Regions from separate parts of the Mus musculus genome. Here region 2 is linked to region 1. Evidence: chromatin loops called from intact Hi-C (ENCODE). Cell type or tissue: gastrocnemius. All regions are shown on one strand.

What was found. A loop is a pair of places that touch in the nucleus more often than their neighbours do. Peaks named below come from ENCODE experiments on the same cell type or tissue, not always from the same donor. Only the 100,000 strongest peaks of a DNase experiment are listed, where the experiment ranks them.
Region 2: it touches region 1 in a loop (2.1-fold over the local background); 1 of 42 quality-filtered maps calls a loop at or near these places.

The regions. Positions count from the first base shown.
Region 1 is chr6:67,323,478-67,327,477 of GRCm38, reverse strand. The region is part of intron 8 of Il12rb2 (interleukin 12 receptor, beta 2); the gene reads left to right. Among named protein-coding and RNA genes, the nearest start is that of Il12rb2, 51 kb to the left of the region's middle. In gastrocnemius, no CTCF peak of the experiment used is centred here; no DNase peak of the experiment used is centred here.
Region 2 is chr6:67,046,393-67,050,392 of GRCm38, reverse strand. The region is part of intron 1 of E230016M11Rik (RIKEN cDNA E230016M11 gene); the gene reads right to left. Among named protein-coding and RNA genes, the nearest start is that of Gadd45a, 11 kb to the right of the region's middle. In gastrocnemius, no CTCF peak of the experiment used is centred here; DNase peaks (open chromatin) are centred at 869 and 2,130; H3K27ac peaks cover 244 bases.

The DNA of each region.
Region 1 (4,000 bases):
TGGGGTTGCAAACCCCTTCATCTCCTTCAGTCCTTTCTCTAACACCTCCACTGGGGATTCCATGCTCAGTACAATGGTTGTCTGAGAGCATCCGCCTCTGTACTTGTCAGGCTGTGGCAGAGCCTCTCGGAGATAGCTGTATCAGGCTCCTATCAGCATGCACTTCTTGACATCCACAATAGTGTCTGGGTGTGGTGACTGTATACGGGATGTTTCCCCAGGTGGGACAGTCTCTGGATGGCATTGCCATCTGTCTCCACACTTTGTCTCTATAGTTCCTCCTGTATTTTGTTCCCCCTTCTAAAGAGGGACATAACAACAGAAACTGAGGAAATTCTTATATTCTTTCTACACCCTCTTCTGCAGTGTTTTCTGAGTCCCGGATATGCATCTGATATAGATGTCCCCGTTAGAGTTGAATACTCAAGAGTAACTTGTTTTCAGTACTTTAGCTGCTGACCACTGCAGAGAGATACTTCTCTAGACAAGTTTTAGTCAGCACTAATCTGTGTTTAAATATTTAGAAGCTAGTTTAACATCATGTCCATCGAGCAAGGCAGCAATAGTAGGGTCTCTCTAGGGCCTTTGGTCACCTCAACCATGGGTTTCTGTCCAGGTTTACAGTATCAGGCATACGTTCCTACTGTGTAACAGGGCTCAAATCTCATCCCCAAGTGGCTGGTTGCCCCATAACCTTCAAGTCACTGTTTCACCAGTGGACATGTCATCCCAACATGTCTTGTAGCATGCAGGCTTTTCTTCACAGCTGTGTGCACAGCACCTTCCAACACTATGAACATTGGTCAGCAAGGAACACGTTTTTCAAGTCAGTTCCTGTTTGATTTCTCTATGTCCTATAAGCAAAGTATTTCATTTCTTACCATTTAATTCTGGTGAGCAACCAAGAACAATAGCAATGTCAATAGCCTGTGTTGTTTGGGGAGAGTTATTTGGGGGAACTTCTATCCAATAACTCATGGGGAAATACCCTGTACCTGGCACTGAGATTTTTATTTAATAAATATCTTCTATGGAAACATTGCCACCCAGGCAGAGCACCTGTGTTCAAGGTCCTTTTTTCAAAAAATGTCATATTTTTTTAATTAGCCTACAAAGTAGTGGGTTTTTATGGGAGTTTTTCATACATCCTTAGTTCCAGTTAACCCACACAAACTCCCTTCCCTCCCATGTTCCTCTTTAATTGTTTGTTAGATTTTTAGGTAGGGTCTCTCTATGTAGCCTTGGCTAGCCTATAACTCACTATATAGACCAGCTGGTCTCAAACTCACAGAGTTCTGCCTGCCTCTCACTCCAGAATGCTGGCATTAAAGATGTTTGACATTATATCGTACCCAATGTTGAGTTTCTTGGGTTCATTGTAGATTCAAGATATAAATCTCTTGTCTGATGTATGACTAGCGAACATTATATGGGCTACATTCTCACTTGTTTGGCAGCTGCACAGAGCATTTTAATTTCCTGAAAACCCAATTATTCACCGTTTACCATATCTTCTACACAACTGGAGTCTTACTCATAAAATCGTATTCTCTCCTTCGGCATTTTCAGAGATTTGGGTCTTGAGGTCCTTGATCCATTTAGTGTCAATTTTTGTATAAGGTGAGACAGTAACTTGGGGGTTCTTTTTCTTTTGCACATAGATATCCAATTTTCCTATACCCATTGTTGAAGAAGCTGTCTTTTCCCAATATGTATGTATTTTTTGGCATCTTGATCAAAATTTAGGTGATTTTAGTTACATGGACTTGTACCTAGGTCCTCTATTCTTTTTCTTTTACAAAATATTTTTATTTTTATTTTTTATTATGTGTGTGTATGTGTGTGTGTGTGTGTGTATGTGTGTGTGTGTATGGATGTGTGTGTTCATGTTTGTGTGTAGATCAAGACTGTAATGAATGCTCAGAAAGGCTAGAAGAAAGCTTCAGAGCCTGTGGCTTGAAGGAAAATGGCCCCTACAGGCTCCTTGGGAGTGGCACTATTAGGAGATGTGCTCTTGTTGAAGTGGGTGTGGCTTTGTTGGAGGATATGTATCACTAAGAATGGGCTTCCCAGGTCCAATGTGACAGTTTAGTCTTCCTGGCTCCTTCTCAAATACAATGTCTGCCTGCATGCTAGCGCGCTTCCCAACAAAAATGGACCAAACAAGAATGGACTAAACCTCTAAACTATAAACTAGCCCCCAATTATACGATTTCCTTTATAAGAGTTGCTGTGGTCATGGCATCTCTTCACAGCAATAGAAACCCTAAGACACATCCCCTGGAGCTGGAGTTACAGGTGGTCTTGAACCATTTATATACATGCTAGAAACAGAACTTGGGTCTTCCACAAGAGTAGTGTGTGCTATTATCTACTGAGTCATTTTGCCAGGCCTCGGGGTCCTCTATTCTATTCTGTTTATTTGCATGTCTGTTTTTGCACTAACACCATGCTGTTTTTATCACAGTGGCTCCATAAACTACCTTGAAATCAGCTTGGGCAATGCCTTGAGCAGGATTCATGTTGCTCAGGATTGTTTGGCTCTGTAAGGTCTCTTGTTTAATTTCATAGGAATTTCAAGATTTGTTTTTTATATTTCTGTGAAGAATGCAACTGGAATTTTTGATGGTATTGCACTGAATCTTTAGGTTGCTTTTGGTAAAATGACCATTTTTACAATATTGGTTTGTCTGATCCATGAGCACGGGAAGCCTAGTGTCCTTTTCAATTTCTTTCTTAAGTGTTTTAAAGTCTTCATTATAAAGAGAGTGAGAGAGCTTGGTGGGTGAAAGTGCCTACTGTCAGGCCTGATGGCTTTAGTTTTATCCTTGGGGCCACATATTGGAGGAAAGAACTGACTCTCACAAGTTGGGCACTAGCCACCATACATAAACTATAGTATACTCACCTATAATACACAAGCTAATGAATACACAATAAATAAATAAAATGTAATTTTAAAAGTTAAAGTTTTTACATCCTTAGTTTATTCTTTTATTTATTGTGAGATTATTCCCCTGGTTTTTGGTTTTTTGTTTTTTGTTTTTTTTTTTTTTTTCAGTTTGCCCATCATTGATACATAGGAAAGCTAATGACTTTTGTGTGTTGCTTTTGTATCTGGCCAATTTCATGAGAGTTTATCAGTTCTAAATGTTTTCTGATAGAATTTTTAGGCTCTCATACATACAATCAGACAGTCTACAAATAGATATACTTTAATTTCTTACTTTACTATTTGTACTCCTTTTATTTTCTTCTCTTGTTGTTTCTTTCCAGGCTTAGACTTTTCAAGATCTGCTTTAATAATGGTTCTTAAATGCTTCAATCTCCCTTATAGCCCACTAACCAAAGGCAGGGGAGAGGAAAGGTTACTAGAAGACAGGAGATGTGGAACTGTTTAGAATTAGTTCTTTGGGGCAACTCCACACATGAGTCAGTAGTGGCAGTCCAGTCCAGTCAGCAAACACCAACCACGCATAAGTAGTAACAGCTTAATCCAGAAAAAAACTTTCAGGCTCTGCCAAATCAGCACTAGTCCCTGGAAGCAGCAAGAAGCATCCAGAATAGCACAAGAAATTCTTTGGCATTTTTTTCTCTATGAAGTCACAACAAGTGACCAGCAAAGCATTACAAGATAAATCAATGCAGGAGTGCCGTTCACTGCCTGTAGGGTTCTACTTATACGCTTTCTGAACATCACATGTCCTCTCAAGTGTCCGCCTCAGCAAAACATCCTCTCATAAGACCGCTTCCAGAAAAACACCACATGACACAACCAAGTCTCCAAAGAAACCAGAAATTTCCACTTTATTTGTTTGTTTTAGCTAATATTCTAACACTATATTGAATATGAGTGGATTAAGTAGATATGCTTGCCTTGTTTGCAGCTATCTCACTTTAAACATAATGTCGGCTGTGGATGTGTCTTATATATACCCTGTAATGTGTAAGACATTTTTCTTCCATTTCAAATTTCTTCAGAGCTTTTAACAGAAAGGAT
Region 2 (4,000 bases), 280 kb after region 1:
GGGAGTAGAACATTTATTTGATGCAGTACATAAAGTATCATCTCAGAATTTGCTCTTCTGTCATCCTCAGATAGTTAAACTATTAAAAAAAAACCAGTCTGGTTCGTTGGACTTATTTTTTTAACTTGGGGAGACCTGCATCATTGCATGACTAGGTTGTCATGATCTACAACCTCAGAAACATGACACAGCATGAGCTCATACAAGCAAAGCTCACATATATGAAATTTAAAAATCACACTAAATTGAAAACTATATTTGAAGTCAACAAAGTGACAGATCACATTAGAACTTCTATTTTAAAAGTCCCATTGCCAGTACTGGGAAAATGGCTCAGGGGACAAAGTGCTCAAGAGTAAGTTTCTGCATTCACATCTTCAGAACCCATGTAAAGCCAGATGTGGTAGTGAGAATCTCTAACCCTAAATCTCTAAAGTAGGCAAAGAATCCACAGAACCAGCTAACCTGACATATGCAGCTGCAAACAAGAGATCCTGTCTCAAACAGGATGACCAGAGACTGACGTCAATATGCTCTCTGTGACCCACATGCATCTGTGCTCACACACATGATCATTAACACATTAAGTGTGGTTCACTTAGCAAGAAGCGTGATAACTTGTGGTTAAATATTCTGGTGAGTCCTCTTTTGCCAATGATGGGAAACATTTGGACAGAATCATTTGAAAAGTAGAAAAGCAAGGGCCAGAAGCAAAGATCTGTGAGAAACAGAACCGTCTTCAGCTTTACACTTCTGGCAAACGATAAAAGGCATCTCTAATGACAGCAGCCAGATGGAGATCAAATGACAGCTGGGAGTTGATAATGGCCCCCAGCCCTCCGGCAGAGAAGCACAGGGTAGTGGCAAGGGGTGTCAGATGGGTGGGGGTGAGGGGGTGAGGCCGGGTGGGGGGAGTATGTTCCTGGTACTGCAGCTCAATTCTGGGAGCAACAGTATTATCCATGTCAGCCATGGCCAGTTGTGAGGTGCTGCCTGCCAGCCAACTGCTACATCCCTGAACCATGTCAACCCTTTCTTCCTTTCTACTCTGGCCTCTATTAGTTACTGGATACTATCAGCTAATTAATGTCCCCTAAGGAGGGAGGGTCCAGATGTTGAGGCTGCAGTTGCTGGTTTGAAAGTTCACAAACACAGGAAGCCTTCAGAGGATGAGAGAAAACATACAGCCATTCTAAAGTGGATTTGGGGGAAGTCATTGTTTGGTATATAAAGAGGCACAGATGAGAAATATTTGCATAACAGCAAGGCCAACTCTTTAGCGCACAGAAATACATCATTTCCCATTGTCCAATCTCCTTTCATGAGGGCTGACTTCATCCAGGAAGGATTGTGCATATTGCTTGTAGCCAAGGCTGCACTGAAATTCAGAGGAAGCTTTCATCACAGTGGGCGGACTGGGAGGTCTAGTATTTTTGTTACCATCAACGACAGTGTAAAGGTTAGAGAAAGTGAAAACAGACATGGTGTTTTATTTAGATGAAAGAAATCAGAACAAATATAGTTAAAATAGAAACTGTAAAGATGGGACCATATCATGAACAATGTATGACTTTTTATCATGTTCTATAAAAGTACTAAACAGACATATTACTTCAGTTAATGCTGTTTCTTAAATATCATTTGTATGATTTTTATCCCTAGAAAAAGAATGTTATTCTTACCTAGTGCTGGAATTATAGGCATCTGCCACTACATGCATCTAGACATTCTTGAGTTTTGAATACTGTGCAAATAAGCATATTACATTAGTCTAAAAAGCTTTCTTTATTAATTAAAAAACCTAGCAAAAAGTCAAGGGAGAAATGTCATCAAATCTGAGAAAAGTAGGCGGCAGAGCACTGGAGAGGACTGCCTTGAAGGTTGCTAAGAGCTCAATCAAAAAACCTGAGAACTGGCTGGATTCAAGGCCACATGTGTATAGCTTTGGGTCACAGATGGGCTGGTTATGATAAGTTTATATGTAGTATATAAACCTAAACTTCTAAAACAGAGTAGAGGGTCCAGTTGCTAGGGATAATTAGAGACATGCCAAATTAACTGAACTTAATCCAGATGGTCATTAAACAAGAAGCCCACCTGGCCTCAGTTGTTTCGCCATCTGTTGTGGATGTTCTCCAATGTTTGAGTTCCCACCAGTTCCCAGGTGTGGCCTGTTTATTAGGATGCAGTGCCAAGCTGTATACCATAGCATTTGGGAAGCAGTCAACGTGTTGAGGTTAATTCAGCAAACTGTAAGAGCTTCAACTGAACTCTGGAGGTGAAATGGAAAATTTGAAAACTCAATATCAAAGCTGTGAAAAAATGTGTTTTGAATTCTTAGACCCATTCTTTGGAGATTTAAATTGTAAGACCAAAACACTGTTACTGTGTCTGTTTCTCAGTCTGTGTGTCTGTCTCTCTGTGTATGTGTGTCTTTTTGTCTCTGTCTGCCTCTCTCTGTCAGCGGTGATAAGGGATGGTGTGTTTCAGTGACTGCAGAAAATAATAGAATAACAAATTAATAAGTACAAAATGTTAGAGCTGGAGTGGACTTAGAGAGCAGCCTTCTTATTTCCAGCTGGGCTCACTGTGCATCTCAGGGGCTGCGGCTGCACTGAATGCATGTGTGTGAGTGGATGCTGAGTAGAAGCCTATGCTTCCCCGCCCCCCCCTCCCCGCCCCCCCCCCCCCACTCCCTTTAGGCCACTCTAGCTACATCTCTGCTCTGCTGTGTGCCCATTTTGTCTTTGGAGAAAATTCTGCCTTGTGGTTTTCTTTTTCTTTTTAGGTTTAATAACTATTTGGCAAATGAAAAAACTGAGGAATAGAGCCAGTAAATAACCTGCCTTACAGGACATATTACCTAATGCACATCCTTGGAAGGACATCAAACTAGATTTATCATAGTTGGCTATACATACAAAGTACCTACACGAATACTAATTGTACAACATCACTTCAAAACTTCCTTAAATACAGACCAGGTATGAAATGTAAGCATGAAATACATCTACAAGCAGCTTCTCATGTGTTTGTAGTGAGGCTGCCTACAATAGAGAGGACAGCTTGTTCCCCATTTTGAGGCTCCAGCTAAAAGTGCATAGAAAAATCCATGGCTCCTTTGTGTTTAGTGGTCAGAAGGATTAACAAGACTACTTCTCACTCCTGGGCTCACTCCTGGGTCTTATAAGGAGCTGAACCAAAACATATGGGGAAAATCATATGTCATCATGAGAATGTTGTTAAACACCGTCCATCACTGTGCCACACACTGATATGGTCTATGAAGCACAGAATTGTGCAAACAGGACAGTTACAGTGTGATAATGTTATCTTACAGCGTAAGGTTTACTGCTTTCTTAAAAGCATTGAAGTTAGAGGGGTAAACGTTGAAACTATAATAAAGACTGCTCTAACTTTCCTTTATTCTTCATTTCTTTTGTTTTCAATCTCCTGAAAATTATTTGCTCTCCTTATTTGCACTGCATCTTTTTGCACTCTCCCATTTAAAAGAAGGACCTCCATAAAACCTTTTCAGAATTGGGGGATTTCAGTGGTAGAACATATCAAAGATTCAGACCCCAGCATAAAAACAAACAAACACCCATCACCATTATAATCTGTTTATGCTACATTGAAAGAATAAGCCTTGAACTTGGCAATTAAGCACCTTTTTAACCTACTAAGTTTTAGAGTTCAGCATAAGTTAGTAGAGATCACTGATCATTAGTGAATAAAACATACCAGGTGATGGCTCTTAAAAAAAAAAAAAAAACAATCCATTTAACAAAACACTAGGGCAGCATGGAGGGAGCATGAAGAATAATGTGCAATAGTATGTACAACCTTCTGTGCTTTAACAAGGCCACAAGCAAAATAGTATTCCATCAAGACAGCTTCTACTTTGGCATGTACAGAAAGACCAGGATACAGCCCTAACTCTAGTTCATTTGCCACAACCTTAAACCCATACATACATCTTTTCAGCATGAGATCCGAG